Linked DNA regions of Homo sapiens: region 2 is linked to region 1. A link is an interaction called in ENCODE POLR2A ChIA-PET data of the cell type or tissue named here. Cell type or tissue: GM12878. All regions are shown on one strand. Region 1 overlaps LOC124900167 (a long non-coding RNA gene). Region 2 overlaps COPS4 (COP9 signalosome subunit 4).

Evidence for each region. ChIA-PET counts read pairs that join two places held together with the same protein. Peaks named below come from ENCODE experiments on the same cell type or tissue, not always from the same donor. Only the 100,000 strongest peaks of a DNase experiment are listed, where the experiment ranks them.
Region 2: POLR2A ChIA-PET joins it to region 1 with 5 read pairs; 2 of 35 experiments call an interaction of 5 or more read pairs at or near these places.

The regions. Positions count from the first base shown.
Region 1 is chr4:83,172,984-83,177,983 of GRCh38, forward strand. The region is part of intron 4 of LOC124900167 (a long non-coding RNA gene); the gene reads right to left. Among named protein-coding and RNA genes, the nearest start is that of PLAC8, 61 kb to the left of the region's middle. RefSeq lists an enhancer at 1,905-1,954. In GM12878, no CTCF peak of the experiment used is centred here; DNase peaks (open chromatin) are centred at 2,048 and 2,338; H3K4me3 peaks cover 1,629 bases; H3K27ac peaks cover 4,645 bases.
Region 2 is chr4:83,066,884-83,071,883 of GRCh38, forward strand. It overlaps COPS4 (COP9 signalosome subunit 4), which reads left to right. Exons shown (of 10, transcript NM_016129.3): 9 at 1,555-1,639. Among named protein-coding and RNA genes, the nearest start is that of COPS4, 34 kb to the left of the region's middle. In GM12878, no CTCF peak of the experiment used is centred here; no DNase peak of the experiment used is centred here.

The DNA.
Region 1 (5,000 bases):
TACCAAGTCCCCTGTCTTTTGGAAGGTGCCGAGACCAGCTCAGTTGGGGAGACCCTAACCCAATGGTGCTAGAGGAATTAAAGACACACACACAGAAATATAGAGGTGTGAAGTGGGAAATCAGGGGTCTCACAGCCTTCAGAGCTGAGAGCCCTGAACAGAGATTTACCCACATATTTATTAACAGCAAGCCAGTCATTAGCATTGTTTCTATAGATGTTAAATTAACTAAAAGTATCCCCTATGGGAAACGAAGGGATGGGCCAAATCAAAGGAATAGGTTGGGCTAGTTAACTGCAGCAGGAGCATGTCCTTAAGACACAGATTGCTCACGCTATTGTTTGTGGCTTAAGAATGTCTTTAAGCAGTTTTCCACCCTGGGCGGGCCGGGTGTTCCTTGCCCTCATCCCGTAAACATACAACCTTCCAGCTTGGGTGTTAGGGCCATTATGAACATGTTACAGTGCTGCAGAGATTTTGTATATGGCTAGTTTTGGGGCCAGCTTATGGCCAGATTTTGGGGGGCTTGCTCCTAACTGGAAGTTTTATTCTCAGCAGTTACTATTTATTGACTCCCTGGGGTCTTGCGCTGGGCTCTGTTTTTCTGAGCCAATCTGAGCTATCCAGATGGGATCAGGTAAAACAGCTGAGTAAGTCTCTCCTTGGCGTTCCAGGGCTCTTAATTCCCCCTATTTCCAGCCCCTCCTTTGCCCTCTGTATGCCTCCTTCTGGCATTCAGCCACCTACCAAATAATTCCATGGGTCGCATCAACCCACCAGCCCCTCATTAGAGATTAACCTAATTTCTGGAACAAGAAAGTAAAATAAAGTCAGTGGAAAAGGCCCTACTTTTTGTCACCTGTGTTAGGCCATAGCCAGGGAAAGGATCCCTTCCTCTTTATACATTGAAAGTGGAGAAAGGTTAGTTTCATACCAGTAGTTGGCTTCTGGACTCCTACATCTCCTGCAGCCTCCCAGATCCCTTCAGATCTGTTCCTTTCAAGGACCTCCCTTGTTCTTGAGCTTCTCCAGAAGCCAGAAACCCCACAGTAAGCCCTTTAGTCCTGCAACTGAGTGTGTATTTAGGGCCAATTCCCTCCCCTACTCCCACAGAACCTCTGGGTCTCCCAGAATTCATAAGTCTCTGCATCAGGATAAGATTCTGCCTCATCTACCAATGGTGTCATTTCTGAAATTTTAGCCAAAAGAATGAAAACTCTCAGTTATAAGGAAATTAAAAAATGATTATGTGTAGTTGAAGATATGGCATTTCCTAATTTAAGCTACACAATTTATATAAACAAAGTGTACTCCAAAACATTTTTCTTCATGTTAAAAATGGTGCTCATGCTTGATAATGCTTAAATTAGGAGTCCTCTCAGGAGTATTTGTGTTTTTCATAGCACAAGACTTGGAAAGTTTCTGACACTGGCAAAGTTTAGTTATCCTCCTTTCATCAAGCAAGTCAAAGGGACTTGGCTCACTAAAACATTTGTGAGGGGAAGAGATAAAAAGCAGAGGGTAAACTGGGTCTATCGATGCCTCCATTGTCTTCCATCATTAACCTCTCCAGTAACCTAATTTATTAAGCTTCTTCTCTACTTTTGTCCTATAATTTATTAAACTGGTGTCAGGCATACATGGTTCTAGAGGAAGACTGCCCTTTCACACCCAGACCCTCTATGCGTGCCCTCTGAAGCTCTTCACAATGTGACCTACCCTATTTCTTCAGTCCTTTTGATTTCTACTTCCATAAGTTATCCCATCACTACTCAGCAAGCAGCCCCTCTATATCTATTCCTGCTGTCAGTTACCGTCTCCTGTCTTCCTCTTTACCTGTTAACATCCCATCCCTAGTGCCCATCCACCAGGAAGCCATTTCTAACCTTCCATGTTGGATTTGCCTTTCCCTCCTCTGAACTTGCAAACCCCTTTCCAGATGTGGTGGAGAACCCTCTGGTCTGGCGCTCAGGACACTAGGATATCATTACAGCACTGATACTTGGCTCCCTCTGTGCTTTTTCTCTAAATGACAATGATACTATTTTCACTTCCTCCTTCCCACGGTTATTAAAAATATACAGGAATCTATACTAATAGCAGACATGAGATTTATATACGTGTATTCTGAGCATGTACACCTTTTCTTTTGACTTATTTGTAGGTTTTTTTTGAGGACAGGTAACTGGACCTCAGTCATCTTTGTGTCCCCCAAAGATAATGGCCTACACATAGCCTAGAAAATAGTAGGTGCTCAATACAATTGTATTTATTTATACCAGTGGTTTTCAACCATGGGTGATTTGCACCTCCCATCCGCCCTGCCCCACCCAACCACCACCTGCCTGAGACATATGGCAATGTCTAGTAACAGTTTTAGTTTCTACAATTCAGGGAGATGGCAGAGAATTGCTACTGGCATCTAGTGGGTAGAGGCCAGGGAAGCCGCTAAGCATCCTACAATGCACAGGACAGGCCCTGCCTTCCCTAACTTTCAACAAGAAGTTATTCGGCCCAATGGTGGCAAGGCTGAGAAACTCTGATTTATACCCTTGATCTTAAGGAGATTTGAGCCATTTACAAACTCACATATGCAATAAGATACCAAATGCAAAATGAAGAAATCAGGCACAGGAAAAATAAAGCCTAGAGCAGCTTTAGTGCGTGCTTTAAGGTTCCTATACAATGCTAGACATCACTGCACATTAGACCCTGAGCTTCTGATCAGGCAAAGCAAAGAGGGAACACAAATATTTAGGAGATTGGCCATGTCCATAAAAGACAAACAAATTAAAACCTAGAGAAATTTCTCGTCAAAATGGAGGTGATGCATGAAAAAGAGTGATCTAAGCCTTTAACAGTAGTTCTATAATAACTAGAACAGACATTTCCTAATGTAGGCTTAAAGAGTATGGAGGGATTACAGTATGAGCACTGAAAGTAACGTATGAGAAGCTAAAATGATCCCATCCAAGTACTTATCTGTCTGATAATCTGAGATAATTCAAGATTAAAAATCAGATTTTTAAAGACTTTTTTGATACAGAGTCTTGCTCTGTGATCCAGGCTGGAGTGCAGTGGTGCCATCTCAGCTCACTGCAAACTCCACCTCCTGGGTTCAAGCAATTCTCGTGCCTCAGCCTCCCGAGTGGCTGGAATTACAGGCGTGTGCCACCATGCCTGGCTAATTTTTGTATTTTTAGTAGAGAATGGATTTCACTATGTTGGCCAGGCTGCTCTCCAACAGCTGGCCTCAAATGATCCGCCTGCCTCGGCCTCCCAAAGTGCTGGGATTACAGGTGTGAGCCACAGAACTTGGCCTAAAGATTGTTTAGAGGAGTACAAGGGGGCATGTTCCTTGATAATTCTTCATAAATAGCATTTTTGCCAGCTATTTATGAGGTTTAGTAAGAACTGGGCAGTGGTGAGACTGAGTTAAAAGTCTGGCAAGACCTTGAGTTCAGATTCCCAGCTCAAGCTGCTTATCCATGAGAAGAGGTATGCAGATGGAAAGGTATATAACGTATTGCATTGTTATAAAAATTAAGGAATGGAGTGGGGACACACAGCTGAATAGAAGACCACCCTAGTGTAGCATGGAAGTGAGCTTAAGTCATCTACCTACAGGAAAGTTTGTTTCCCTCAGAAACCACCTCTGGGGCTGCTTCAGCAAGTGACCACATGGCTGATAAAAGTCCCCAAGTTCTGTACCATAGAGCCTGGAAAACTTTTGTAGTAGGTATTACCACCTTCTCCCATGGTAATAAAAGAATGTAACAATACACCTACAGAGTCAAATTTTAAGTACAGAAAGTCCCTCAACTTATATGGGGTGATGTCCAGATAAACTTATTATAAGTAAACAAAATTATTAAGTTGAAAATGCATTTAGTTCAGATAAATTCATCATGAAGTTGGAAAATTGTAAGTGGAATTATTGTAAGTTAGGGACTGTCTGTAATGTAACTTCCTAGTCAATGCTGTAAAGATAAAAGAATTGCAATATGGAACCTTAGATATTATAATAAGTTGATCTTCTAAAAATACTAATTGGCCCTATTCTGCTTCTGAACCATTTGATCTGGTTGTAGAGATTGAGTGAGTGATCTGGAATTGGTATTTTTAAGGCTTCCCAGGTAATTACAAAGTGCAGCCAGGGTTGAGAATCACCACATTAAAGGAAATGATGATTTTTGAGTATTGAATTAGTCCAACTTGAGTCTTTTATACAATAATAAAATACATTTCCTCTCAACTTCAAACTTCATGTACCACTTAAATTTTCTCCCCAAACACGTATAATTTAAAAAAATTAAGCCAAGGGGAACACTCATTCTATGGCATAGAATGAGGTGTTGCTTGGTTCTAAAAATGAATGAATGAATGAATGAATGAATGAATAATATGCTCAATGAAGAAAATCTGAGAATTACCAAAATATCAAAACAAAAAACCTCTAGCAATTCCACCATACAAAGCTTAACTACTTGTGACATTTTCAATGTATGTCTTTCCATTTAATCCATTAAAACAGTAATTAGTGTGTAGGACCAGTTTTTAATGAGGATATTCCCAATTGAGGCAATAAAACCATTTCTCCTGCAATGTGGAGAAGGCTGCTTTCCTTTCTGTTTGTTTTACATGGAGAGCAAGCATTCATCTCTTTTAAAACTGGTATCCAATTATGCTGTAGCTCAGAATTACCTAATTAGTTGAGATGCCCCCACCATGACTCTTGAGTTTGTGTGACAGGGTAGAGTCTGTCTAAGAAAGTCAAGAGTTTGAGTTCATCCCAAGGGCTGAAATACTATTGGTTTAATGAATGAATCTTTGAGTTACCTTAAAAGTCCCAATTTATATGCAGATATCCTAAAAGCCCTCGACTAAAAGTAGGTTTCTTACCTAGGCAATGACTTACTTCCCCAGACTCACGTTTTGCCTTTATTCTGTTTCTTCACATCTTTCTTGGAACTATTTGTCTCCAATAGGAGCTAAACAGA
Region 2 (5,000 bases), 110 kb before region 1:
AATCCAACAAAGTACCAATGACATTCAGAGAGTATTGCAGGTATCATTTACAAAATATTCTCTTAACTTTAAATAAAATTAAGCAACCTTACTTTTAGCTAATTTATAAACCTTAAAAGTCGTGCAGTTATGGGTCGCATCCCTTTTTCTCTGGCAGTGAAATTTTTTGTCTGTTTATTTATTTTATTTTTTTTTGTTTTTAGAGACAGGGTCTTGTTCTGTCACCCAGGCTGGAGTGCAGTAGCGTGATCATAGCTTACTGCTGCTTCAGACTCGTGGGTTCAAGCAATCTTCCTGTCTCAGACTCCCAAGTAGCTGGTACTACAAGTACACATCACCACGCCTGGCTAATTTTTTTGTTTGTTTGTTTTCCCCCGAGACGGACTGTAGCTCTGTTGCCCAGGCTGGAGTGCAGTGCTGCAATCTCGGTTCACTGCAACCTCTACCTCCCAGGTTCAGGCGATTCTCCTACCTCAGCCTACTGAGTAGCTGAGATTACAGCACCACGCCCAGCTAATTTTTGTATTTTTAGTAGAGGAACTGTGTTGGCCAGGCTGGTCTCAAATTCCTGACCTTATGATCCACCTGCCTCAGACTCCCAAAGTGCTGGGATTACAAGTGTGAGTCACCACGCCCAGCCCTTTTTTTTTTTTTTTTTTTTAAAGAAACAGGGTCTTGCTATGTTGCCCAGGCTAGTCTTGAACTCCTGGTCCCAAGTGATCCTCCTGCTTCGGCCTCCCAAAGTGCTGGGACTACAGGCATGAGTCATTGTGCCTGGCATGGCAATGAAATTTTAATTAGAATTTTCTAACAATTCCTTTACTTGTACACATTCAATACACAGTAAAGGAAGAACAATTTGGGAGTCAAGGTTTAAGTTACCATTAAAAGAGACTTTCTTCTTGAGGCTTTAAGGTATGATCTCTTGCTGAGACTATTGGAGGTGAATATATTTTTAACAATAAATGCTAGTCACAATCTGTTCAGGACTGATAGGATTGATTGTGAAGATGGTCAAAATTAATAAATGACCAGGTCACAATCCAGTTTGCTTATGCACAGTAAACATTAAGTATGTCTTCAGGAGTTAGGTAGTAGACCTTTTGCTTTCTTTTAATTGTCTTTTAAACCCTTTCAATTTCTTTTTGAATTTCACCATCTACCTTTCAATTTTTAAAGAGTTTCTGGGGTAGCAAATACTGTGGAAATTGAAATAAAATAAGAAAAACTAGTTTGTTTGGGTTTTTTTGAGGTATGGATCCTAGTAAGAAGAAAAATTGATAGTTTGCTTTTGAGCAGAGGAGAAAATGATAGTTATATTCTTGTCCAAAATCTCACAAGAAAAACAGATCCCAGTTAACTTAAAATAATGGCTTATGTACAGCAAGAATTGGGAAATAGCCAGATTTACAAGATTTACTCTTCTAGTGGCAGATTAATGTATATGTAAAGTTTAGTGATGGTAGTTAAACCAGAAGCTTTCTGTTCTCTTTTCATATGTGAATAACTAAAAGATATGATAAAGTTTCTGAGAGTTTTTTTTTCCCCCAATAGGCGGAAAAGATAGCATCTCAAATGATAACCGAAGGACGTATGAATGGATTTATTGACCAGATTGATGGAATAGTTCATTTTGAAAGTAAGAGGTTTTGTGTATTTCTGTCATAATGAAATAGCAGTGAACTGTTATATTTGTGATTAAAACATGTTGGACAGTTTCCTTTGACTCAGAATCTTACTACTGGAATGAGCTTATTTCCCAAAGAAATAATTTAAAATAATTTTTAAGAAGTTATATTCATGAGGCTGGGCATGGCGGCTCATGCCTGTAATCCCAGCACTTTGGGAGGCCAAGAAAGGTGGATCACTTGAGGTCAGGAGTTTGAGATCAGCCTGGCCAACACGGTGAAACCCTGCCTCTACTAAAAATATAAAAATTAGCCAGGTGTGGTGACAGGCACCTGTAGTCCCAGCTACTCAGGAGGCTGAGGCAGGAGAATCACTTAAACCTAGGAGGCAGAAGTTGCAGTGAGCCGAAATTGCAGCACTGCACTCCAACCTGGGTGACAAAGCGAGACTCTGTCTCAAAAAAAAAAAAAAAAATTATATTCATGAATCTACTTACTGCAGGATTTTCTATGTTAAGGAAAAATTTGAAACTCAAATTGTTGTATCAGTTCATTCATTTATGCATCAAATATTTATTGACCACATACCATGTATCAGGCATATGGAAATGACAGTTGCATTTCCTATTCAGCAACTCATTAAACTAATGGAGGCAGACAGGTAAGTGGATCCCTTGACTTTTTCATTGTCTAATACCTTCCCAGCTCCTTATTCCCACCTCATTTACACCCTGGACCTTGCTGTACCCAGAACTTTTCCACTTGCAAAATTTTTATTTGAAATATCTCACTCTGGCCATAACCTTTTTCTTGTTTCTCTAGTGGTCTGTGGTCTGTCTCCGTTACTCTCAGTTCAATTCTTCCTTGACCTTATTGGAGTTTCTGGTCCATTGACTCTTCTGTTTTCTTCCAGTTAGCATAATCTTTTTTGTGCTGGAGAAGAGTCGGGCATCAGACAGGCTGATACCTCTCTAAATTCGAGGTCACAGGTCCTCAGCACTACATAGGATTCATGGTACATTTCTGTAGTCCACTCTTTTTCCTCCTTTGCAATGACTATTTCAGGTTTGGTTTTTCTTAAATCTCTGACTTTTCTCCCCATTTATTCTCAGTAGAAAACCTTGTTTCCTATTTCAAAGGGGAAAAAAGCCATCAGTATGAAATATTTTAATTTCCTTTTTTAGTTATTTTTTTCTCTCATTCAATTTGAAATTTTAACTTCTTTATCAGATGTAGAAACACTTTAATTTTAGATATAGATGTGAATCTTTTTCTTCCTTCGTGTTTTACTGCAGATGGTTTTCGTCACCCTGTCTGGTTGTTCCACTTGGGCTTTGGACCTTTTCTCTGATCCTTTCCCTTTCCCCTCCCACCAAAAAACACTGGTTTAGGAACCTGAGGTTAGCAGTTATTTTTGTCTGATTTTATCCTTTTTTTCCTACTGGCTTCTTTCCATCAATATTTACACATCCTCAGGACTCCTCCATTTTAATGAAAATCCTTTTATCTTCCAAATCTCATCTTGACTTTTCAACATATCAAATAGTGTTGATCTCTCACTACTTTTTGAACCTTCACCCCACCACCACAGCTTGACTTTTGTCATCTCTTCCATCCGATTCTACTTTTCCTCTTATATCTCCAGCTATCCTTCATAGTCATCTTTGTAGAATCTGTAGTACCTTTAAGTTTAAATACTAGTTACTTAGGGCTTAATCCTAGACCTTTCCCCACTTATGCTACTGAGTTTCCATGGGTAATCTCATCTATTTCCTTTGATTCAGTTACTGTCTCTGCATAGACAATGCCTACATTTACCTTTCTAGAGTGATTCTAAGTCCCAGCCCCATGGTTCTAGTTTACTACTAAGGTGTTTCTACCTGATTGCTTCATGGGCATCTTAGCATGAACATATCAAAAACTGAATTTATTATCTTCCCTTCTTGTGTGTCCCCCACGACTAACCAGCCAGCCATCCCAAAACTGTATTGTTAGCTTTCTCCAATACTCCTTATCCTTGGGCTCAAACCATCCTCCCACCTCAACCTCCAAAATCCCTGAAGTGCTGGGACTATAGGTGTGAGCCACTGTATTGGGTCCTTTTCTTCATTTCTTACTATCACCAACCTATTCTGAACCCTACTATTATAACCTCTTCAGGTGTTGAGAAATAACCTCTTTCTTTCCTTCTCATATCTACAATTGCTCCTTTCTAGTTCAGTTCCCTAGTACAGCTGGAGTGATTATTTTCTTTTAAAAAATGCAAGCATAAAAAAGAAATAAACAAATAGTTAAATCATGTTATTCTTTTGTTTACACTGTAATGAATGTCTTCCCCATTGCTTGTAGAACAAAGTTCTACAAAGTCTCCCAAAAGCTGGTCCTGGTCCTTTCTAGCTTTCTCTTGCATAAGTCTTCTTTTTATTTTTTTCAGCATTGCAAATTCTTCCCCCTATCAAACATTCTGAAATATTTACCCCTTTCCAGCCATCTTCTCTTTGTCCCATGTCTCAATTTGAATATCCTTAATCAGTAATGATTTTCCTGACTTTCCAGATTAGATATGGCTTTAAATTATATATTCTCATGTCAGCCTGAATTTCTTCCTAGAATTTATTTTAGTTATTTTCAGTTGTGTAACTATTTGTCTAAATGTCTGTTTCTGTTTCCAAGTTAAGCTTCCTGGTGATAGGTATTAAGTCTGTCTTATTTTCCATGGTACATCCAACATCTGTTCCAGTGTCTGGCACATTGTAAATGAGAAATAAGTGTTGAATAAACAAACACAGCATATGATGAGTAATATAGCATTTCCCCTTCTGTGCATTAATGTTGCTTGTCTATTTCCTCCCTTCCCTCACAACTCTCCTTCTGGCCTTCCAGTATCAATTTGCTGTAGCTTTTGTTATAATGATTTTTTTTTCTTAAGAGACAACTCGCTGTGTTGCCCAGGCTGAGGTGCAGTGGTATGATCATAGCTCACTGTTGCCTCAAACTCCTGAGCTCAAGCTGTCCTCCTGCTTCAGCCTCCCTAGTAGCTAGGAAGGACTACAGGTGTACACACCGCACCTGGCTAGTTGTTTTTCTTCTTGAGATGGGGTCTTGTGGTGTTGCCTAGGCTGGTCTTGAGCTCCTGGCCTCAAGTGATCCTCCTGCCTCAGCCTTCCAAACTGCTAGGATTATAGGTATGAGCTATTGTGCCTGGCTTTTTTTTTTTTGAGATGGGAGTCTTGCTCTGTTGCCAGACTGGAGTGCAGTGGCGCAATCTCGGCTCACTGCAACCTCCACCTCTTGGGTTCAAGGGATTCCCCTGCCTCAGCCTCCTGAATAGCTGGGACTACAGGCACACGCCACCATACCCAGCTAATTTTT